Linked DNA regions of Homo sapiens: regions 1, 2, 3, 4, 6 and 7 are each linked to region 5. A link is a contact called in ENCODE Hi-C or POLR2A ChIA-PET data. All regions are on one chromosome and are shown on one strand. Each heading gives the region's core, a stretch centred on a gene start or an enhancer-like site at or near the end of the contact. The rest is flanking DNA. Distances are from core to core; before and after follow the strand shown.

Region 1 (2,981 bases), core at 478-2,977, 770 kb before region 5:
CACCGTGCCCAGCTAATTTTTGTATTTTTGGTAGAAATGGGGTTTCGACATGTTGGTCAGGATGGTCTCAAACTCCTGGCATCAAATGATCTGCCTGCCTTGGCCTCCCTAAGTGCTGGGATTACAGACGTGAGCCACTGCACCCGGCCTTATTCTTATTACCCTATATCCTATGACTTCCAGTTCACATGCACCATGGGCTACTGGAATTTTTTTTTTTTTTTTTTGGAGACAGGGTCTTACTCTTACTCTGTTACCCAGGCTGGAGTGCAGTGGTGCAATCACAGGTCACTGCAGCCTGCACCTCCTGGGCTCAGGTGGTCCTCCCATGTCAGCCTCCTGAGTAGCTAGAACTACAGGCATGTACCACCACACCTGGCTAATTTTTATATTTTTTGTAGAGATGGGGTTATGCTATGTTGCCTAGGCTGGTCTCAAACTCCTGGGCTCAAGTGATCTGCACGCCTGGGCCTCTGGATCGCTTAGGTTTTAATATGAATTCTGCAACATCTTTAGTTTGGTAATCTTTGTGGATTGCTACAGAGTAAATTAAATTATTTACAAAGAATAATATTGAATAATTTAATTATTCACAAGGAATAATCTTGAAAGATCTCATGTGTTCTTTACTCATCTTCCCCCAGTGATAACGTCTTGCAGAACTGTGTGCACCAGCACAGTCAGGATGCTGCCGTGCGCATAGTCGAGACGCAGAGTGCTTCCCAGGCATCTCTCTCATGGCCCTTTTACAGCCACACCTGCTTCGCTCCTGTCCCCACCCCTTCCTTAGCCCCGGCAACCACTCTTCTGTTTTCGGTTTCTCTAGTTTTGTCTTTTCAAGAGTGTTATGGACAGGGAATCATACCGTATGTAACTGCTGAGGCTTTTTTTTTTTTTTAGCTTAGCATAATTCTCCCACGATTCATCCAGTTCCTCACCTGGATCAATAGTTCATTCTTTTTTTTTGCTGAGTAGTGTTCCGTGGTGTGGCTGCAGCGCAGTCCATTTAGCCTCACTCAGGAAGGACATCTCGGAGTTGTTTCCAGTTTCTATTATGAGTAACGCTGCTATGAATGTTTGTATATGGGGTTTTGTGCGAACATAAGCTCTCATTGCTCTGGGATAAATGCCCAGGAGTGCATTTGTTGGGTTGTATACCGTTGCATGTTTAGGTTTTAAGAAGATACCTGTTTTCTGGAGTGGTTGCACCATTTTACATTCCTGCCAATGATGTGGAAGGGATTCAGTTCTTCCACATCCCAACCAGCACTGTGTTTTATTTTAGCCATTCTGATAGTTGTATAGTGATACTCCTTTGTGATTTTAATTTGCATTTCCCTAATGGCCCTTTTCTCTAATGAACATCTCTCGTGTGCTTATTTGCCATCTGTGTGTCCTCTCAGGTGAGATATCACTTCCTGTCTCTTGCACATTTTCTAATTGGACTTTTTAAAACTCTTGAGTTGTTTTTTTTTTTTAATCATGGTAAAAGCACATGAAATTTACCATCTTAACCATTTTTAAATTTCAATTGTGTGTCAAAAGACAAAATTACAAAAAAATTTAGTGTATGGATCTTAATTGGCTTTTTTGATTCCAGAATCAGGCAACACCTCATTCTATAAAACAGAATTCTGTGAAATAGAATGAGTGTTCTCATGAGCTGAGCAGGGGAAGCTGGCTTTGTAGACAGAAAAGGGGTGAGGGAAACAGACACAGAGAACAGAGAGCAGATGGGTGGTTTCAGAGTGACTTCCCTTGTAAAGGTTAACGCAGAGGGGACTTCCTTACCACGCTGGCCCAAACTGGCCCATTTGGGGGATTTGCTGTTCTCTTTCTCCTGACTTCTTGCAAAGTCAGATAAACAACTTACTTTTGGCTTGGTGGTATGGAGGTTACCAAGAGGGACTCCATTTTGGTTTGGTCTGCTGGGCCTGGTGCAGGAGCTCAGTCCAAACCAGTGTTCTCCTGGCTCACTGTATTTATGTTGAGTTTTAAGAATTTTTTATGTATTCTAGGCACTAGTCCTTTGTCAGATACATGGTTTGTAAATCCCTCCTCCCATTTTGTAGTTTGTTTTTTCATTCTCTTAACAGGGGTTTTGTTTTGTTTTGTTTTGAGATGGAATCTCACTCTGTCGCCCAGGCTGGAGTGCAGTGGCGCGATCTCGGCTCACTGCAAGCTCCGCTTTCTGGGTTCACGCCATTCTCCTGCCTCAGCCTCCTGAGTAGCTGGAACTACAGGCGCCCGCCACCACGCCCGGCTAATTTTTTGTATCTTTAGTAGAGACGGGGTTTCACCGTGTTAGCCTGGATGGTCTCAATCTCCTGACCTCATGATCTGCCCACCTCAGACTCCCAAAGTGCTGAGATTACAAGCGTGAGCCACCGCGCCCGGCCTTAACAGGGTCTTTCGCTGAGCAAATGTTTTTAACTTTGAGGAAGTTCATTTTATATATTTTTTCTCCTGTGGATTGTGATTTTGTTGTCACATCTAAGAATTCTTTGCCTAGCCCAGGATCCCAAAGATTTTCTATTTTTTTTCCCTAAAAGTTTTAGTTTTGTGTTTTACATTTAAGTCGCTGATCTTTGAGTTAATTTTTATACAAGGTGTGAGGTTTAGATCAAGATTCATTGTTATTATTGTTTCAGCCTATGGATGTGTAATTGCTCCAGTAACATGTTGAAAAGACTGGCGTGCTTTCTTTCCCTCATTGCTTTTACATCTCTGTTGAAAATCAGTCGGTGTTCCCTGACAGGTGCAGATACTAAAAAATAAATCAGTTGGGTGTATTTGTTTGAGTCTATTTCTGGGTTCTGTATTTTGTCCCATAGATCTGTATGTCAGTTACCCCTCTCCTAATACTAGATGGTCTTGATTACTGTAGTTATAGAGTAAGCCTTAATACCGGGGTGACTGATTCTTCCCAGTTTATTCATCTTTTTCAAAATCGTTTTAGTTGTTCTAGTTCCTTTGTCTTT
Region 2 (3,057 bases), core at 244-2,743, 820 kb before region 5:
GCGTCTTTTGAAGGTGGATGTGATTTTTTTTTTTTTTTTTGGGACGGAGTCTCGCTCTGTCGACCAGGCTGGGGTGCAGTGGCGCGATCTCGGCTCACTGCAAGCTCTGCCTCCAGGGTTCACGCCATTCTCCTGCCTCAGACTCCCAAGTAGCTGGGACTACAGGCGCCCGCCACCACGCCCGGCTAATCTGTTGTATTTTTAGTAGAGACAGGGATTTCACCGTGTTAGCCAGGATGGTCTCGATCTCCTGACCTCGTGATCCGCCCACCTCGGCCTCCCAAAGTGCTGAGATTACAGGCGTGAGCCACCGCGCCCGGCCGGTGGATGTGATTTCTACAAACAAGCAAAAGCCAGTCAGACTGAATGTAGTGAATAATGTAGGTGACCCAGCTGGAAGATGATGGTTTGACGTGGAACACAAGGGGTGATGAGGCCATGAATGATTTGCTTGTGTGTCTGGTAAACTGGCTTTGATGGAAATTCCTAAACAGGTCCAAAAACGTTCTGTCCAATGGCAGCATGAAATGTACAGCCACTCAGGGTGACTAATGTGAACGGAACAACAGTGACTTTGACAGTGAAATTGCATGTTGGTTATAAAACCAGCTTTGCTGTGTGGGTGGGCATGCGAGGTGCCCCTTTCTAGTCATGAGCTCCTCTTAAGGACCCCAAAATGTCTCAGTGGTACCGGATTGAAAATTGGGGCTGGACGGTGCTCTCCTGCTGAAATTCGGGAGCTACTTAGCAGCCCCACCTTGGCACCCTCGTTTCCGAGGGGCAGGCCCTGGGCGCGCGTCTCAGTTTCAAGCCCGCGGCCCGACACTAGAGCCGTCTGGATGTGTTGACAAGGATGCCGCTGGGCTCCACCCGGGCTCACCCGGGCCCTCCCGAGCCCTGGGCCGCGCAGCACCGGCGTCCGCCTCCTCCCCATTACTCGGCGAGAATGCGGTCGGGGCACTGGCGCGAGCAGCCTGGTGCTCCTGAACAGTCAACAAGAAATGAGGAAGCACGGGGGCAGCCGCCAGGGCGACCAGAGGCAGGCCTCAGAGCAGCAGCCATACGGGAGGGCCCCGGTGGTTTTGACCTCCCGCAAACTTCCCTTTTCCCGCTCAGCCGAACCCCTCCCCTGCACGCCGGCAGCCCCTTGGGGCTTCACTCCGCCTCCGCCCGCTACTCGCGAAGCCCAGCCCGGCCCCGCCCCCAACAAGTGACGCAAAACTGGGAGGGGCCACGAGGACCTCGGGCACATCCAGCAGTGCGACGGGGCCGGCGCCTTCTCCGAGCTCCTCCCACGCTCGCGGGTCGGAGCTCGCGCCTGCGCAGTTCGGGCCCCGGGTGTCCTCCCCCCTCCCCTTTCTTAGCAACCATCGCCCGCTCCCGCCCCCGCTCCCTCGGCCGCGGCCGCGCACGCGCGCCCCTCCCGGCGCCCGGCCCCGCCCACCCCGTCACCCGTAACAACCACAAGTGCCGTCGCCGCGCCCCTTCCCCCTCCCGCCTCCCCGGCCCCCTCCCCGGAACCGGCGGTCGAGCTACGGTCGCGGAGCAGTGGAACCGAGACTGCCCCGCGGAGCCGCCGGTATGAGCGCCCCTCGCCACCCCGTGTCCCAGGCCCGGCCTTTCTGACAAGAGGTAGGCGCGTCGTCGCGGCGGGTCCGAGTGCGCCCTCGCCCCGGTCCCGGTCTCCGTGGAGTCCGGCGCCTCTCGGGCGGGCCCCCCGGAACTCCCGGCCGCCCGCTTGCTGAGCCTGTCCCTCCCCAGCCCCGGCTGCCATCGGCCCGGCACCCGAAACGGGCCGTGCCCCCGCCCCCCTGCTCGCCCTCCGCCCCCCTGCTCGCCCCTCGCCGCCCCTCGCCCCCCTCCCCCGCCCCCACCCCCACCTCGCCAGGCTTCCAGTTCCCGGGAGCCGCTTTTTGCTGAGAGCGGAGTTTCGGGTCCGGAGCCAGTGCCCGCCCCTCTCTCCCGTCGGTCGGGGCTTTGGCCCCGTGGGGCTCAGCCGCGCGGGACCCCTGCTGAGCAGCCCCGGGCGCCGGCCGCCCCTCGAGCCTGCTCGGGATGCGTTCAGTGGGTCTGGCCTTTGGCTCCTGTTTAAACAGCGATTGTCATGCAATGGAGGCCGTCCGGCTCCTGGATGCCACTTGGTCGTTGTCACTCCGGATGCCCGCGTAGGGCGTTTATCTGGACCAGAGCATCGGCAGCTGAGACCTGGCTGTGGTTCACAAGCTCGTGAATTAGCAGGTTCTTAAGTGAGTGTAGCCAGTTCTGCCAGGCGGTGGAATCCTGAATGGATGTTACCGTTTCTTAAACGAGCATTACGCTTTTTTGCTTCTTCCCCCAACTCTTGTTTGTACCCGGTTATCGTCCTCATATCTGGGAGAGTACCCTAAAATTAATATTCCCAATTAAATTTTTAAAAGATGATTGGATTCCCACTGTGCACCAACACTGTAAGGTTTGCAAAAGAAAAAGAACGTGGTCCCAGCACATCAGGATGTGTCAGTCGCATAATCAAGATGAATATTAGAAAAGCTTCAAGTTGAGTTTGGAGAACTTGGGAGTTTGGCTCTCATTCTCATGGTTTTAGAGGTGGAAGTCTTTCAAGATCATCTCCCCGAAAACCTCATTTTACAGAGATGAAACTGAGTCCTAGGGAAGTCAAATGGCTTACTCGTGGTCACCCAGAGTCATTCCTTAGCCGTTTTCACACTGTCAGATGGCGATGTTTTCCACCATGACCTCTCCTCTGAGAGGTATGCCAGACATACCAGAGAAAGTTCCAAACCTGTTTAAACCTTAGTACTATAGATGGGAATTCTATACCAGGCGCCGTGACTCATGACTATAATCCTAGCACTTTGGGAGGCTGAAGTGGGCAGATCCCTTGAGCCCAGGAGTTTGAGACCAGCCTGGGCAACATGGGGAAACCTTCTACAAAAAATATATATGGTGGTGCGTGCCTGTGGTCCCAGCTACTTGGGAGGCTGAGGCAGGAGGATCACTTGAGCTTAGAAGGTGGAGGCTGCAGTGAGTGGAGATTGTGCCACTGTGTTCCACCTT
Region 3 (2,933 bases), core at 143-2,642, 680 kb before region 5:
GGTGCCACATAGGCCTCCGTTCTCATGCATATAAGTTTCCCACACTCAGGCAGGAAATGAAAATGCTTCTTGGACCCCCAAGGAGAGTAAAGGAGAGGGGAAGAGGAGGAGGATTTTTCGGGGCTGTTAGTGACACTTTCAGCCTCCTGTGCATTTTTGGGAGGGCTGCAGGAGAAGGCAATGCTGCGCCCCTACCCAGAACTAGCGAGCGCTTCCCAACTGGCCTCCCGCCTTCCTCTCGTCCTCTACGGCCTCCATTGGCAGCTGTGCAAGGGCCCGGCCCTGCCTCTGTCTCTCCACACTCGCTGTGATACCTCAGGCCTCCCAGGCTCCGCCACGCCCTTCCCTCTTTCGGGAACAGCTGCCTTCCATCACCTTGGCTGCCTGGCTAATTCCTGCTCATTCCTTAAAACCCTGTTTTGATTTCGCCTCAATAAAACTCTGACACCACCCTCCAGTCATAATTAGTCACTTCTTCCTCTGTACGTTGGAAACACCGCTTTATCGTGGAGACTTTAAGGATATCCAAGTAGAGAGAATTCTTCCGTGCAAGTTTTGCATCCTCTCACCACTGCCTGCGTTACCCGAGTTGTAAAGGGCGGCTCCCTGTGTCTGCCCCGCTGCACCGATACACCGAGCTGCGCACGGTGCCCAGCGCAGGGAGAACAAATGATCATCTGTCCAACGCGCCCATTTACAGGTGAGGAAACTAAGGCTCCAACTCAATCGACGCACTCTGCCCTTTTGATTACCAGAAAAGTAGCAGGACAGGTGTCCTGTCCCGCCCTACCCCGGCCCACTAAGCCGGCACCCCGGCTCCGACCCCCGGCTGTGCCCGGCGCCGCCGCGGTGCCCGGCGCCGCCGCCTCGCCCGGCGGGGCCGCCCGGAGCGCCCGCACCTCCGCCCGCTTCCACCTGGCCGGGCCCGCCCCGCCCGGACTCGGGACTGGGAAGTGCGGCGACTCCCGGAACCAGCCATTGGCGCCAGCGCGGGGAGCTGGGGGTGCAGAGCTGCGGGCGCGGCGGGCCACGCAGGCGGCCCCCACCCCCGGCCTGGCCTGGTCTGGTCTGGTCTGCGCTGCCGCGCGGGGGCGCCCCCTCCCAGGCCCGGCGCCCGCCAGCCCCGCTCCGCCAGGTGCAGCGCAGCGCAGGGGTGGGCGGGGGTGGGGCTCGGCGCGCACGTTCACGGGGCGGGGAGGGGGCGGGTCAGGGGCGGGACCACAGCCGGCTGGGCCGGGGTTCTATGCGCATCTCCGGGGAGGGGCGGGGCGGGGGCGGGGCCGGGGCGGGGCCCGGTCGGTGCACTCCAGACGGCGGGCCGCCCCCTCTTCCCGCCTTCCTACTACCGGCCCAGGATTAGCGCCCTGGGAGCGCGCGCCCCGCTGCCTCGCCGCCACACTTTCCTGGGAGCGGCGGCCACGGAGGCACCATGAAGAAGTCTTACTCAGGTGGGCTTCGCGCCCGGGGTGGGGAGGGGTCGGTGTCCCGGGACCAGCGCTGCTCACCTGAGTGCCTGCGGCCGGGAGTGGCGAGGCGCCCCCGGAGCTGAGCGAGTCCCCGCGGCGGGCACACTGCAGGTCGAGTTCCTCCCAGGACAGGGCCGCTGTCGGGCCGCTTTCGACCTGAGCCGACCGTCCCCTGCGCTGTCTCCAGCCCTTGCTCGAGTGTCGGAGGGGCTGCCCTGGGGGACGCTCCCTCTTCCTCGCCCCTTGCACCCTCGCAGGAATCGCTGACTTTCCAGGTCGGCCGGGTGCTTTGGGTCCCTGTGCGTCTGTGTGGGTGAATGGGGTCGGGGCTAGGTGGAGGGGTGTCCTTGGGTTCAGCCTCTAGGGCTGGTGGTCCAGGCCGCAGCATCCTTTCTTCGGATTCTCTTCGGTTTCTCCTCTACTTAGTGGGGCACGGGACGGCCTCCAGATGGGACCGTCCAGCAGCGCCCAAACTTGGCGACTCGGGTTCACGTTTTGCGCTCAGGACGCCGCCCGCGGCTGACATCCTCACTCCACCCTAGCAGGGCCCGCCTTAAGTAGGCGAAGGGGGCCTGACTTGGGCCTCACCATGAGCCGGTTCAGGAGCTTTCATTTCATAAGAGGCTCCCGCTCTGGCACTCTGAAGTTCCATTTCACAGATGGGCACACCGAGGCCACAAGGGCAGGTTAAGAGAAATCCAGATCTTCATTATTTGTCTTTTCCTTCCTTTTTTTTTTCCTTTGTGGTTTTCTCCAAAGGATCCAGGCAGGCAGGATCCTTTGTCCTCCTCAGTCCTCAAATTATAAATAGCGTCTCCTCTTCTAAATCTAGAAACCGTTTGTTTAATGTCCCTCCTTTAATTCATTCAGATAGAAAGGTACCTGCCAAGGATCCATGAATTAATTTTTATTGATAGGAGAACAGAATCATGGGCCTTAGTTGGAGGTGAAGGAGTCATCGGGGCCATCCCCCTGCCTTTGGGCCATTGTCGGTTTCCTCTGGCTTTCCATATTTAGGAACCAAAATGAGTGATAAAGTACCTTGTCTCAAAGAGGATTACTCAGAACTTCCCCGAAAATACCCTTCTGGGTCAGTAGCTTAGAATTTCAACTTTCACCCGGTTGTTGCGAACAAGATGGCCCTCTACGCACCCGGAGCACAGCTCTGTCAGGAGCGTGGGTGGGTTGGTGTGCTGGTGGGCGGGAGCGGGCTTCCAGGTGGCACATGCTTGGTTTTGGCACCGGGGCTTCCTCCCCAACATGCTCCAAATACTTGAGATTGTTGTGGGGATCGCGCGGTGCATGGCCCTTTCCAGGGGATCTCTAGCCCGCCCAGGGAGGGCCCTTTGCCCTTGGTTTCTTACACTTTACCTCCCACTGGTGGGTCCAGACAGTGGGGGTGACCGGGGTCCTCCCAGGTCGTGGGTCCTGGGTTTTTTCTGCGGAGACCCTCCTGCACAGATGCCG
Region 4 (3,407 bases), core at 812-3,311, 870 kb before region 5:
CTGCAGGTCAGACAGGCAGCCCCGGAGAAGACCTGCTAGGTGCACGGCTGGCTTGTTTCTAACATCACCTGTGGTCAGCAGCGCCACCAAGAGCCACCACCAGGGGGCAGAGGTAGGGCCATGTAGTAGACGCCTGTAGTTTTCGCCTGTCCAGGACGCCTTCACCCCTGCTTCCTTTGAGAAAAGTCCCTCTCCCACTCCAAGTGGTACTGACGGGGATCACCCACACAAAAGAAACCTGGAGGCTCCCCTCCTGGGGCACCCGGCTTCTGCTCCAACCAGGTGAGCCCAATGCCTGCCTGAAGCCACTTGCGTTGTTTACAAACCTGTTTACTCCAGTTAAGCTGATTATACAATTATATCCTTTCATTCTTATGTAAACTCATGAAATATGGTAAAACAAAACAGAACTGTAGCTCCTCCATCAAAACAAAAATGTAAGTTAAATATTTCCAAGTTAATAAAACTAACAGTATGTATTGTTGAATGTGAGTGAGACAACTCAAAGACATTGTGAAGGAGGTGCGGTCATAAAAATCTCGCTCTGTCACCCAAGCTGGAGTGCAGTGGCACGGTCTTTATTTTATTTTATTTTATTTTATTTTTTGAGACGGAGTTTCTCTGTTGTTGCCCAGGCTAGAGTGCAATGGCGCAATCTCGGCTCACCGCAACCTCCACCTGCCTGGTTCAAGCAATTCTCTTGCCTCAGCCTCCCAAGTAGCTGGGATTACAGGCATGCACCACCACGCCTGGCTAATTTTTTGTAATTTTAGTAGAGACGGGGTTTCTCCATGTCGGTCAGGCTGGTCTCAAACTCCCGACCACAGGTGATCTGCCCGCCTTGGCCTCCCAAAGTGCTGGAATTACAGGGTCGAGCCACCATGCCTGGCCTCAGTGGTGCAGTCTTGGCTCACTGCACCCTCCGCCTCCTGGGTTCAAGCGATTCTCCTGCCTCAGACTCCCAAGTAGCTGGGATTACAAGTGTGTGCCACCACACCTGGCTAATTTTGTATTTTTAGTAGAGATGGAGTTTCACCAGGTTGGTCAGGCTGGTTTCGAACTCCCAACATCAAGTGATCCATCTGCCTCGGCCTCCCAAAGTGTACCTGGCCTTTTTTTTTTAATGGTTATTTCTTGGTGATATGTTAAACAAGGGGTGGATTATTCATGCCTCCCCTTTTTAGACCATGTAGGGTAACTTCCTGACGTTGCCACGGCATTTGTAAACTGTCATGGCGCTGGTGGGCGTGTACCAGTGAGGGCAACCAGAGGTCACTCTCATAGCCATCTTGGTTTTGGAGGATTTTGGCCGTCTTCTTTACTGCAGCCTGTTTGATCAGCAAGGTCTTTATGAGCTGTATGACCTAGCAATGCATCCAAGTAGGTCTCAGCTTTATTTTACCCAGCCCCTATTCAAGATGGAGTTGCTCTGGTTCAAACGCCTCTGAGACAAGGTCCAGCAATTCTTCCTTGGTTGTGGGATTAGACTCAGAGCAAGATTCCTGTTCGTTGCTTCCTGTGCCCACAGACAGTGAACTGTCGGGAATCTACCAGGTCTTTTGGAGCAATAGGCTTTTCAGGGGGTATCCCAATAGGCCAGGACGGCCTGCATCTTCACGTAGCCCCTCTGCTCTTGAGCTTTCTCCTTCCTGCCACCTGGGGTGGTGGAAAGGGCATTGGGTTTGGAGCAGAAATGACTTAGGTGTGAACCCAGCTCTGCCACTTCCTGGCCGGCTGTGCTTGGAAAAGTAACCAAGCATCTCCGGAGCGCCCCACTTCTCATCTACAAGACAGGAGTGGTCTTTGCACTTAATTCAGAGGGTTGCATGAGGAGTAGAGAGATAATGCTTTCACGGCTCCAGGAACCCAGCGGGCTTTCAAGAAATGGGATGTTCCTTCTGATTCCCTCGCTCCAGGGCCCTCCCCTCTGGCCCAGGCTCTAGTCCCCATTAATCACACCGCGCGGGCTGCGACCCCTTTAAGTCCGGCTTGGATGACCCAGATCCAAAGTCATCGACTCTCTAGCTGCTATCTCTATGGTAAGTTATCACTTCCGGCCGGAAGTTGCTGACGGAGCTACTTCCGCCCAGGGGAGTGGGAAGTAAGTGGAGACACGTGCTTTGGCCTGTTGGAGGGGAAACCCGCTCTCGCCTCCTGGTGGTCGCCGACTCGCAGTCCGCAGGATGACTCAGGGCAGCCCTGACCACAGTTCCGCCGCCATCGGCCCTAGCCTGCGGAATTGGGCTCGCCCCGGGACGATAACAGAGCTCTGCCGGGGGCTGGAGGCACTGACCGGGTGACCAGAGACCCAGAGACCAGACCCCCTCCACGGCGCCCGGGATTTCGGGGACGGCTTCTCCCATCGCAAGTAGGGCTTGGACGGGAGGCGACAAAAGAGAACTTGGTCCGCACACAGCCACCGAAATTGGAATGAGGAGCTGTAGGGAGGCCCCGTAGCCAGCAGAAAAGCATTGGGGTCCCTGGCTGGGTTAGCCCAGGTTTCTAGGAGTGTGGTAAGCGTCGAATGACTTTTGTCCTTTTAAAGCACATTATGTTACTTTTTCCCCCAAGGTTTCAACAGAAAATGAGAAATATCCCCCGACGATTGGCTGAAAACATGCAGCAACCACTATTTTCTTCCTGCCCCTCGTTGATGAGAGCATTCGAAGTGACCTCAGCAGGGCATCCAGGTATGTCAAGCATGGTGACAAAGTGTTCAGGTCAGACGGTCTGGGGAAAGGCTCCTGTGTTGTTGAGCCTGCCAAGTTGTGGGTGCAGCATGGTACCAGGCAGCCCAACCCTGACCTAAAGTAAATTCCCGGAAGAAGTCTTTCCTGGGTTTTGAATTTGCAGTAACAGGTGTGAGCATTCTAGCAGCAGTTTGATGATCATGTATGATACTGCAAACAGGACCTACGTTTAAAGAAAATGGTTGTAGTTAGTATCAGAGAGCCCTTGCTTTTCAAAACTTCATAAACAATGTTACTGTCATGTCTTTCATTCAATAAACATTTGTTGATACATTGGCCTGACATCATGTTAAATGTTACGGATACAGAGATGAAGAAAACAGTCATGGCCCTTGTTCTCTGGGAACTACAACCCAGTTAGGGAGACAAGGTTAAATGATCACACTTAAGAGGGCATAATTCAGCCAGGTGCAGTGGCTCATGCCTGTAATCCCAGCACTTTGGGAGGCCGAGGCGGGTGGATCACCTGATGTCAGGAGTTCGAGACCAGTCTGGCCAACATGATGAAACCCCATTTCTACTAAAAATACAAAAAATTAGCTGGGCATGGTGGCATGTGCCTGTAATCCCAGCTACTCAGGAGGCTGAGGCAGGAGAATCGCTTGAACCCAGGAGGTGGAGAGGTTGCAGGGAGCCGAGATCACACACACCACTGCA
Region 5 (3,226 bases), core at 713-3,212:
TTCAAACAACCACTAATAAGTGACACTGCTCTGCAGTCTTAACATTCATGGCCACCATATGCCTCAATGTTTCTGGGTCAACTTTAGTTTCAAACATTATCTCTACTGTCACAGGTCCACATGCCAAACTATGAGTCCAGTTTGGGGTTCAGAACATATAGTCTCTATAGTTCTGCCTTTTCTCGGTGCTCAGAGTCTAATATCATTGGAGAAGAGGACGATTTTTGCCTGATTAAACTGAGGGAGGGGGATAAGAAAGGGAACCAAAGACAATGCTAAATAATGTATTTTGGTTCAATTTTCCAAAAAGTGAAGCTCTGCTTATCACAATGATTGGTCCACTCTGGTCCACCCAGATACCTGGATTCCTCATTTATGTAGCAGCAGTCTACTTCGTGGGCGCTGCCTATTTTGAAGATGTTATTTTGCACTCCCTTCTGGAGCATGTGATAATACCTCTACCTTTGAGAAATACAAAAGATGTAGGTTCTCTGCAGTCGAGAATTAAATGAACGTAAATAAAATGAATAGACAAGGCAGAAGCCTCCATGTCAGCTCCCTCTGCCTTCAGATCCTTCTAAGGGATGTGGGTTCTCGGGAGGGGAAATACACAACACGATACAACAGACATTTGACGACCCTTTAGAGGCTGGTTGTGAATCTGACTACCGGAGGGCTTAAAATATGGCAGTAAGAAGAAAGGAGCTCATGGGACCCTGAAGGGAAACGAGAGCGGGGAATTTGTCTCTTTCATCCACAGTCGTTTCAAAGCATGACACTTGCGGTAACAAAATTGCATTGCGAAAGTACTAGTGTGTTATTATCTCCTCTTCAAGACAGGGACACGTAGACAGGGAATGGCCTCTTCCAATACCAACTTCCAAGTAGCACTGCTGATCCTCCACTGAACGATGGGGGAAAAGCTAGCCTGCTTCTGCGACCTTGCATGAAAATGGAGAAAATTCTTGGTTTCAAAATCTTCTCCTGGCTTGAACCGAAAGTTAAAAAGGGACTTTTCGAATTGCACATTGCGCCTGACCTTACCTACCACTAATGAATAATGGATATCGAGGAGCCGTGGAATGGAGGATCACGGCGGCGTACGGAGCACCGGGGAGGAATCGTGGGGTGCGTAGGCGCCGGAGCGCCCGGGTTCGGCCCGGACCGAAGGCTTGCGCGGTGAAGGTGTGGTGTCTGTGCTCCGGGGAAAGGGCTGTCTCCCCGGGGGACTGTTTCGCAGCGAGGCTTGTTTTGCTCGCAGCTGGGCGCTCCCTGGGGAGCGACTGAGCGCAAGGGCGGGCCGGGAGGCGCGAGGCGAGCACGATGCTCCAGGGCCCCAAGGACTCGTGTGCGTGTGCGTGTGCAAAGTGGGGCGGTGCAGGGCGTGTGCACGGCACGGGCGAGACGCGCGCCGGTGCGGGCGCCGGGCGCCGCCGGGCGCAATTACAGCATAAAGCCCGGGCGCCGCGGGGCGCTGGCCCGGAGAACCCACCGGACGCGCAGAACCGGATCGGCACCCCTCCCGCCAGCACCCTAACGCGGAGCCACAGCGCCCAGGGACCGGAGGGCAGGCGGCGGCGGTAAAGGACACCACGCAAGTCTCCACGTAACCCCCCCGAGCAGTGCAAGCTCCCAGGACTGGCGCGCGTCCCGGCCACTCGGAGCGCGCACCGCTCGCACCCCGGCGCGCTCCCCGCGCGGTGCAGGGAACCACAGCGCGGGCGGGTATTAAGGGGAAAGGAGGAGGCGTGGCCTGGCCGAGGAGCCAATGGGCCGGGAGGGGCGCGCGGGGGAGGAGCTCAGGTGCAGAGTGCCGATTGGCCAGTTCGCCCTCCGGTATGCAGATACGGTGGGAGTCACGTGCTAGGGGCCGGGACGACTTCCTGTTGGAGGCCAACGCGGGGCGGGGAAGGGGGCGCGAGCGCCCCGTCTGGCTGAAGCGGGGGGAGGGGGGTTCTTGTCAGTTAGAGCAACAAGATGGCCGCGGTGGCAGCTCCGCACCTCAGCGCGACGGCCCCGGGAGCCGTAGCCGCCGCCGCCGGCCCCGCCGCCGCGCAGTCTTGAGCGCCGCCCGGGCCGCCCCCTGACAGGGCAGTCCCAGCGCCCGCCGCGCTCCCGCCGCCGTCACCGTCGCAGTAGCCGCGGGCCCGCCCGAGCCGGAGGCGGAGGGAGCGGAGCGGCCCCGCGCCCAGCCGTCCGCAGCTGCCACCGCCGCCGCCGCCGCCGCCTAGGACCCGGACCCCGCCGGAGCCGCATCCCGCCGGGCGTGAGGAGGAGGACGCGTCGCGGCGTTGCCGGGGCCGGACCTGGACCTGCCGGGACGCGCCGCCGCCCACTCGCCCGCGCCGCCGCCGCAGCCGCCGCCGCCGCCCGCGCCGGGACCTGAGTCCGTGGCGCCGGCGCTGAGCGGGCCCCCGCCGCCCGCGCACTCCCGAGGCCCTCGGGCGGTTGTTCGTGCCGCCGCCGCCGCCAGGCCCGCGCCACCGGAGCCCCGCGGAGCCGCCGCCGCCGCCGGGGACGGAGCCCAGGTGAGCGCGGCAGTCCGCCCGCTCCTCGCCGCAGCCGCAACTTTGCCGGGAGGTTCGCGGGCCCTTTGTTCGGCCGAGCCGAGCCGGGGCGGGCGCTGGCCCCTAGCGACCCGCGTGCGGCGCCAGGCCCCGGGCCGGCCGGGTTTGAGGGGAGCGGCGGGAAGCGGCCGGGGCCGGGGCGCGTGTGTGCTAGTGTGAGACGGGGCTGTGCAGACGCCCGGTGTGCATCACAATCAAACGGGAGTGGAATGGAGGGCTGAAGATGGATGTGCCCCCTCCCTTTTAAAACTCATGCAGCGGTGAAATTCGGTCCTTTCCGGGCAGCCCCCCGCAGATTTTGCACTGGTGATGGCAGGCGCGAACCCGCCGTGTTTTGGTGCAGGAGCCCGGTGCCGTTGTTTGGGGGAAGAGAAAAACCCGGGGCGTGCTGCGGGTGGGCGGAGAAGGACCCCTGGGCGCTCTGCGGCTCTGAAATCAGGTGGATTTTCTAACGGTGCTGCGGACTGCGGAGTAATGCGTATGAGGAAAACGAGCCGTACAACATCTGTCCTGTTATCAGATAACGTAACCCGAGCGCCTGGTTGCCGCCTCTGCTTTAAGCGGTGCCTCCTTTGCACCTTTACCTTGAGGACGAGATTTAATTAATTGATTCGTAGCTATGAAAATGTGCAGATGTGGATGTGGGGGTTCCCTGCCTG
Region 6 (3,063 bases), core at 362-2,861, 790 kb after region 5:
CCTGAGATTCTCTTACTTTCCATCTGAAAGAGCCTAACACTTTTAGAATGCCGACTCTCCCATTTTCTAGCTGCTCTTCACATATTGATTTACTCATCAGAGTAATAATTTGAAAGGCCAGGTGTGATGGCTCGTGCCTATAATCTCAGCACTTTGGAAGGCCGAGGTGAGAGGATCACTTGAGCCCAGGAGTTCAAGACTAGCCTAGACAACATAAACAGACTCCGTCTCTACAGAAAACTAAAAAATTAGCTGGCTGTGGTGGTGCGTGCCTGTAGTCTCAGCTACTTCAGAGGGCGAGGCAGGTGATGACCATCTGGGCTCAGGAGGTCAAGGCTGCAGTGAGCTGTCATCACCCCACTGCACTCCAGTCTTCGTGACAGAGTCAGACTCTGTCTCAAAAATAATAATAATAAAAGTGTACACTGATTTATTAAAAAAAGATTTGACTCTTTACCATGTGTTCATTCTAAATGATGTCTGTTGAACTGTGCCAAGCACTATGTTAGCCAAGAGCTAGACCTACAAAGGTCAAGAAAACAAAGTATCTCCCTCTTCAAAACACAAGAGTTCATTGGAGGACACAGGTAATGGCAGCGCCAAAAAAAAAAAAAAAAAAAAAAAAAGAAAAAACTACATGGCATGCTAAGGATCAGGCTCTGAAGGCCCAGAGTATGCCAGGCTCGTAGAGTAAGAATAGAAAAAGTCCCTGGGAGGGGTGGGAAGATAGTGGCACAGGTATACTAACGAGGGGAGTGACTTTTAAGAAAATGCACACTCTCAGCAGCATTCTCTGGTATTTAGGAAGAGATCTGGGGAGACTCAAATACTGCACTGCGGTCCCAATCTTGAAGGATCTAGAGGTCAACATCTGCGGGGAGGAGGCACTGTCTGGGAGAGGCAGGACATTTTTAGAGAATACTATTCAGTGATTTTAGCATGTTCACAAAGTTATGCAACCACCACCACTATCTAATTCTAGAACATTTTCATCATCCCCAAAAGAAAACCCCATACCCCATAGGAGTCACCCCCATTCCCGCATCCCCAAACCCCTGACAACCACTAATCTACTTTCTGCCTCTACAGATTTGCCTAATACATGGCCTTGTGTGACTGGTTTCTTTCACCTGGCACAATGTTTTCTATGTTCAGCCATGTTGCAGCATGTGTCAGAACTTCATTCCTTTTTATGACTAAAGAATCTTCCCTTGTAGGGACAGACTTCATCTTCTTTACCCACTCATGAGCTGATGGCATCTGGTTGTTTCCACTTTGGGGTTCTTATGAAAACTGCTGCTATAAGCACGTAAAATTTTGTGTTGTATAGGATCTTTAAAACTATATCTATGTTCCACTTTGATTAAAATAAATTTCACAGTATTTTTGGCCCTTGAGCCCCTATGCTCGGGTCCACTCTCACACTGTGGAGTGTACTTTCATTTTCAATAAATCTCTGTTTTTGTTGCTTCATTCAAAAAAACAAAATAAAATAAATTTCACAATATTTTCTACTTTTCTGAACCCTACCCATTATTCAAAGTCCAGCTCTGCAGCCTCCTCCCATCACATGGCTCTCTCACTGTCCGCCACTGCACCCCACACACCGGAAACAAACTAAAGATGCTGACCCACATTTGTGGTAAGTTTCACCTCTAAACATTCTCTGATTCTGAGAGCTACGAGTCCTATCATCAAAAATGAAAACTCTATGGAACCAGCTTGGCGTGGTTTTACTGGATCACTGAGTAGTCATGCCAGGTGTCCCGTCAGCTGGTGTAAGTATTGATCATCCTGCTGTGTGATTAACAAATAGTTTCAACACAGTCCTGGGTCAAAGGAAAATGTTTACACATCCAACAGGCCCAGGTTACTGTAGGGGACAACAATGCCTAGGTTATCAGGAAAGCTCACTGTTTAACTGGATTCAAGGAATAAATTATAAGCACCAGCCATTTAATGATAAATACAATTGATCTTTCTAGTACTTTTATTACTTGAGAGAATACAGGAGAATTGTCTGAAGAAGGGGGTAAGGGAGATTATTCAATTAATTCATTGGGTTTTCTGTATACTTCTAAACCAAATTCAGTTAGGAATTTTTACCAAAAAATTCCAGCCTTAATTCAAGGATGTTTATGAAAGCAAAGTTCTCTGATCAAATAAGAGTAAGTAAAAACGGGTGGGCGGGAGGAGTGTGCTTGCTTTTGTCCCTTGTTGCTTTGGAGATCTACTTTGATACAGGAGCACTGCAGATCCCCTTCCTGTTTCCTTTGCTCTCCTGCCTTACTAATTATATATCACCCCTTCCTTGCAAAACCACAAGACCAAATGTTACAAGTTACAAAATTGGTGTACTCCACCCATCCTTTACTCAGCTGACACAGAGCAAACTGAACCAGCGCGGTCCTGCCACAGCCCTGAAGACGGAACCATCACATGACAGAGGAGCTTGCGAGAAGGGCCCAACACACCCACATACTGTGTGAGGCAGAGCAAAGGTGGCAGCAGTAAGACCACCAAGGTCAGCCAGTCCAAACTTCTTGATACCTGTTATTGATTTAAAAACAAACTAGGCCAGGCATAGTGGCTCAGACCTGTAATCCCAGCACTTTGGGAGGCCAAGGTGGGAGGATCACTTGAGCCCAAAAGTCTGAGACCAGCCAGCACTTTGGGAGGCGAAGGCAGGCAGATCACCTGTGGTCAGGAGTTCAAGACCAGCCTGGTCAACATGGCGAAACCCCGTCTCCACTAAAAATATAAAAATTAGCCAGGCATGGTGGTAGGCACCTGTAATCCCAGCTACTCGGGAGGCTGAGACAGGAGAATTGCTTGAACCCAGGAGTCAGAGGTTGCAGTGAGCAGAGATTGTGCCATTGCACCCCAGTCTGGGTGACAGATTGAGACTCCATCCCCCCTACAAAAAAAAATTTAAAAATTAGCCAAGTTTGGTGGGTGTGCCTGTGGTCCCAGCTACTCAGGAGATTGAGGTGGGAGGATTGCTTGAGCCCACAGGTCAAGGCTGCAGTAAGCTATGATCATGCCATTATATTCCAGCCTGGG
Region 7 (3,142 bases), core at 72-2,571, 980 kb after region 5:
CACCCCTCAGGGCAAAAGCAGCCATGAGCCAGGGCACCTCCCTTTAGCAAACCTGCTTGGATTCCAGCCTCTGCACACCCCTTGTGCCCGGCACAACCTTCACAGCCCCAGGCAGCAGCCCCAAAGCCAGCCCTGTTGCCCTGGTCAAGTCTCTAGTGACACCAGAAAGAAAGGAGGAGAGGCAGAGAGGTTGTCCTGGTGGTAAGCAAGAAGCCCATGACATCACTGGCTCTACAGACTGCCACGGGTAAACAGCTTAGACCAGATGACTCAGGCTGAAAGCATATGAACCCTTCCTGCAGGGAGGCCGCCCGGATGCAACAGTGGTTTCACCCCTGAGCCGGGCAGCCTTGGCAGACCTTGCTTCACGTGGGCTGAAATGGCAGTGTCTCTCCTCTTTGTGGCCAGGTTTTGCCTCCTCTTTGACTCGGAAGCATCTCCTATCCTGCAAGGACAGTTTGAGCAGGGCCCCCGGGCCCTCCTTCCAAGAGGCTTCTGCAGCTGTGGACCCCCAAGAGTTTATGCCGCTGAGCTCTGCTGTCTCTCCCCACCTGCTCCCCACCTGTCTGCCCCCACACCTGCGACTCTGGCTCTCCTGGATCCTCCTGTAGACTGGTTCCTATAAGCACAAGGAGGAACATGCGAGATGCTGGGATTGGATGCTCTGGGCCTGGGGCTGGTGTTTCCTCATGCCCGGGCTATTTCCTTTTGGCCCTGGGCATGCAGTCATGTGCTTCCTTTCATGGGCGGGTTGGGGACCAGGGCCAGCGAGCAGAGACGGTCCCCAGGGCTTCTCCATCACTGGCTCTCCCCAGGAAGCAGCCTCAGCTGGCGTGCTGGGGACCGGAGCTGGCCATGAGGGAGGGGTGGACAGTGGAGGAACCGGCTGCCCAGCTCAGCAGGGATTTGTGGAGGCTGACTTGCATGGTTTCGGGTTTGCCTTGCCTGGAAGCCTGGCCAGGGGAGGCTCAGGTTTCTCGCCAGCTGGCCTTCCTCCTCCTCCTCCGTGTGAGTGACGCCCCATGGCCATGATGTCATCACCTCGTACAAACAGAAGGGAGACTGGCTTGGCGGAGCTGGCGGCTGTCCCATGCTGAGTGCAGCAGTAAATTTCATTTCAAGGCTATGATTAGGTCTGTGCCCAAGAATGTCCCCTCTCTCCTCCCCTCTCCCCAGGCCTGTTTTTCTCTCTCTGTTCCTGTCCCGCCTGCTTTTCCTCCTTGCCCTCCCCTCTGGTCCTTCCTCTCTCTCCTCTGGGGATGCTTCAGTTTCTCTGTGATATGGACCCTGTGGCCAGCAGCAGCATCAGGCCCGAGCCAGACTCTCATTACCTCCAGTTTCAAACTCAGCCTCACGTCCTCTGGAACCGGCTTCCTGAAGCCTGGGACAGGTCTGAGTCCCTGGATTCCTCCTGGGGAGGATGGGTTGGGGTGAGGGGCAGAGTTCCTGAAGGTCCTCATTCAACCTTGAGCTGGAGTGCTGGACAGCAGGAAGAGCAGGCTTGGGGGTGGCTGTGGTCACTACCACCGAGATCAGAGGCAGTGAGGCAGGAGAAAGGTGAGAAGGAGCCAAGCTTCTTGGAAAGCGATTCAGATCCTTCTCGCCATTCCCAGCTGGTTTCTGGAGATTTGAGTCTGACTCGTTAACTCACTTTTTGGCATGGCCACCCTTCCTCTCAGCCCCCAGAGGGCCCCTAGGCTCTGTGGACACCTGTGACAGCCCTGTCACCCATCACACTCTGCCTTGCCTCTTGCGTGACTGGCTACCCTGGTTCTGTCCTGGTGCTCTCCGGCCCAGGAACAAGGCTGACGGCTCGTCACCCCTCAGCGTCCCCTGCATTCACCGGCCCCTGCTTGCCTCCCCTCGAAGGTGCCACCCAGCCAGAGCCGTGTTGCTGTGGATGCCCATGAGGAAGGCTCCGATGTCTGGGCAGGTGGTGTCCCACCGCACCTGCACTGGGCTGGGCTCCCTGCTGGGGTAGAGGGTGCTCTGGGTCGCTGTCGGTGCTGCCTGTCCTGTGGGACTGTGGTTCTGACCCCTTGAAGGAGGTAGCAGAACGCCCTAGATGTGGCCTCGTTGATGAGAGAGCCCACAGTCACTCCCAGCCCCATCAGACACTGCCTGCCCCGCATTCAGCCATCCTTCCTCATTAAGACCGGCCTGGCCTCCAACCCCTGCTCACCAGGCAACAGCCAGCTGAGAGTGAGGCGATGCGCTGCAGCCCCGGGGAGGGGCCCAGCTGGGGCGGGGCGGAGATGCAGTCGTCCTAGCAACCGGCAGAGGTGGACCCCGCATTTCTGTGGCTCATCACCCTGACTTCATCCAGACTCCCTGTATTTTATCTCATAGATTTCTCATTCTGATGTCTGTCTCCCCTACTGACTGTAACCTCTTAAGGCTATAGTTCATGTATTCATTCAACTGGTATTTACTGGGCACCAGCCATGGGCTGTGCAGACGTCAGGGAAATGGATGGGGAGTGACCCCTCCTTCCTGCAGCGCAAACCATCCTTTAATATGAAAGAGACAGAGACCATTGCAAAGAGTGTGCTGGGTGCGGTGACTGTGGTGCGACCCAGGACAATGGACGGGCGCCAGCAGGGTTGGGGTGGTCTGGGGGGGCTGTCTGGGATGTCTCGAGTGGGACCTGGAGGTTGAGTCAGGGTGATCCAGGTGGAGGAGGCAGGCACTGCTTCAGACCAGGGAGCTAGCGGCGCTGGGAGGCCCACAGGCCGGAGGACACCCAGGACTCCAGGGGGTCAGGCTGGCTGAGCCAGAGCCGGGTGGGGGCAGAGCCTGGGCTGTCGGCACAGGGGGCTGAAGGTGAGTGCAGGGAGATGGAGACAGCGGCAGCTGTTGGTGGTGACTCACTGCTACTCCGATGATTGGAAACACATGTTCCCGCCGAGAGGCGCGTTTATTACTCACAGCCGAGGGTTCTTGGACGACATGGACGTCAACAGGGAGAGGGGTGGGGAGGGAGAGTGGTCGGCGGTGGGGTGGTGGGGAGGGGCTCCAGGGTCCCTTACTTGTCGCTGCTCACCGACTCTGCCCCTTAGAGTCTGCGACAGGATGCTCTGGCCATATTCCTACTTGCTACTTAAAAAAAAAAAAAAAAACAAAAAACTTATGGCCAGGCGCC

What was found. A loop is a pair of places that touch in the nucleus more often than their neighbours do. ChIA-PET counts read pairs that join two places held with the same protein, here RNA polymerase II (POLR2A). Pooled maps may share reads with other maps.
Region 1: a loop to region 5 is called in a map with no recorded cell type, with 17 times the contacts of the local background. The contact joins the enhancer-like site here to the promoter of TNRC6C in region 5. A Hi-C loop is called at or near these places in 1 of 168 maps with a recorded cell type or tissue (HepG2), 1 of 37 single-sample maps with no recorded cell type and 1 of 50 pooled maps. POLR2A ChIA-PET finds 5 or more read pairs at or near these places in 3 of 52 experiments (CD4-positive, alpha-beta T cell, GM12878 and activated T-cell).
Region 2: a pooled map shows a loop between it and region 5 (30-fold over the local background). The contact joins the promoter of SEC14L1 here to the promoter of TNRC6C in region 5. A Hi-C loop is called at or near these places in 3 of 37 single-sample maps with no recorded cell type and 10 of 50 pooled maps. POLR2A ChIA-PET finds 5 or more read pairs at or near these places in 9 of 52 experiments (CD4-positive, alpha-beta T cell, CD4-positive, alpha-beta memory T cell, Caco-2 and 6 more).
Region 3: a map of CD4-positive, alpha-beta T cell shows a loop between it and region 5 (4-fold over the local background). The contact joins the promoter of SEPTIN9 here to the promoter of TNRC6C in region 5. A Hi-C loop is called at or near these places in 1 of 168 maps with a recorded cell type or tissue (CD4-positive, alpha-beta T cell), 2 of 37 single-sample maps with no recorded cell type and 8 of 50 pooled maps. POLR2A ChIA-PET finds 5 or more read pairs at or near these places in 7 of 52 experiments (A549, Caco-2, HepG2 and 4 more).
Region 4: a loop to region 5 is called in a pooled map, with 8 times the contacts of the local background. The contact joins the promoter of SNHG20 here to the promoter of TNRC6C in region 5. A Hi-C loop is called at or near these places in 1 of 37 single-sample maps with no recorded cell type and 10 of 50 pooled maps. POLR2A ChIA-PET finds 5 or more read pairs at or near these places in 7 of 52 experiments (AG04450, CD4-positive, alpha-beta T cell, CD8-positive, alpha-beta memory T cell and 4 more).
Region 6: a pooled map shows a loop between it and region 5 (5-fold over the local background). The contact joins the enhancer-like site here to the promoter of TNRC6C in region 5. A Hi-C loop is called at or near these places in 4 of 50 pooled maps. POLR2A ChIA-PET finds 5 or more read pairs at or near these places in 3 of 52 experiments (B cell, Caco-2 and activated B cell).
Region 7: a map of endothelial cell of umbilical vein shows a loop between it and region 5 (11-fold over the local background). The contact joins the enhancer-like site here to the promoter of TNRC6C in region 5. A Hi-C loop is called at or near these places in 1 of 168 maps with a recorded cell type or tissue (endothelial cell of umbilical vein). POLR2A ChIA-PET finds 5 or more read pairs at or near these places in 2 of 52 experiments (activated CD4-positive, alpha-beta T cell and activated T-cell).

Annotation. Positions count from the first base shown.
Region 1 is chr17:77,187,529-77,190,509 of GRCh38, forward strand. The region is part of intron 3 of SEC14L1 (SEC14 like lipid binding 1); the gene reads left to right. Among named protein-coding and RNA genes, the nearest start is that of SEC14L1, 48 kb to the left of the region's middle. Within about 2 kb of position 1,728, at least 5 of the 41 ENCODE cell types and tissues checked have a DNase peak (open chromatin) inside an H3K27ac peak, as active enhancers do; they include GM12878, where a contact is called at or near this core.
Region 2 is chr17:77,139,476-77,142,532 of GRCh38, forward strand. SEC14L1 (SEC14 like lipid binding 1) reads left to right here and starts at 1,494. Exons shown (of 17, transcript NM_001143998.2): 1 at 1,494-1,632. LOC105371901 (a long non-coding RNA gene) reads right to left here and starts at 1,964. Exons shown (of 5, transcript XR_934988.3): 1 at 1,881-1,964. RefSeq lists silencers at 778-987, 1,138-1,347, 1,358-1,807, 1,972-2,266.
Region 3 is chr17:77,280,107-77,283,039 of GRCh38, forward strand. It overlaps SEPTIN9 (septin 9), which reads left to right and starts at 1,393. Exons shown (of 12, transcript NM_001113491.2): 1 at 1,393-1,448. The coding sequence starts at 1,430. It overlaps SEPTIN9-DT (SEPTIN9 divergent transcript), which reads right to left and starts at 1,791. Exons shown (of 3, transcript NR_136503.1): 1 at 1,506-1,791. RefSeq lists an enhancer at 1-122 and a silencer at 1,724-1,887.
Region 4 is chr17:77,086,582-77,089,988 of GRCh38, forward strand. It overlaps SNHG20 (small nucleolar RNA host gene 20), which reads left to right and starts at 2,062. Exons shown (of 3, transcript NR_027058.1): 1 at 2,062-2,368; 2 at 2,572-2,690. MIR6516 (microRNA 6516) reads left to right here and starts at 2,836; the gene lies at 2,836-2,916. It also overlaps a transcript of SEC14L1 not described here and SCARNA16. RefSeq lists enhancers at 1,468-2,667, 1,934-2,243, 2,164-3,098, 2,434-2,543.
Region 5 is chr17:77,956,741-77,959,966 of GRCh38, forward strand. TNRC6C (trinucleotide repeat containing adaptor 6C) reads left to right here and starts at 1,963. Exons shown (of 23, transcript NM_001142640.2): 1 at 1,963-2,528. RefSeq lists silencers at 1,578-1,627, 1,648-2,107 and enhancers at 1,780-2,339, 2,340-2,898.
Region 6 is chr17:78,746,545-78,749,607 of GRCh38, forward strand. The region is part of intron 1 of CYTH1 (cytohesin 1); the gene reads right to left. Among named protein-coding and RNA genes, the nearest start is that of CYTH1, 34 kb to the right of the region's middle. RefSeq lists enhancers at 2,370-2,429, 2,490-2,559. Within about 2 kb of position 1,612, at least 29 of the 41 ENCODE cell types and tissues checked have a DNase peak (open chromatin) inside an H3K27ac peak, as active enhancers do; they include B cell, where a contact is called at or near this core.
Region 7 is chr17:78,933,319-78,936,460 of GRCh38, forward strand. No RefSeq gene overlaps it. Among named protein-coding and RNA genes, the nearest start is that of TIMP2, 9.5 kb to the left of the region's middle. Within about 2 kb of position 1,322, at least 35 of the 41 ENCODE cell types and tissues checked have a DNase peak (open chromatin) inside an H3K27ac peak, as active enhancers do; they include endothelial cell of umbilical vein, where a contact is called at or near this core.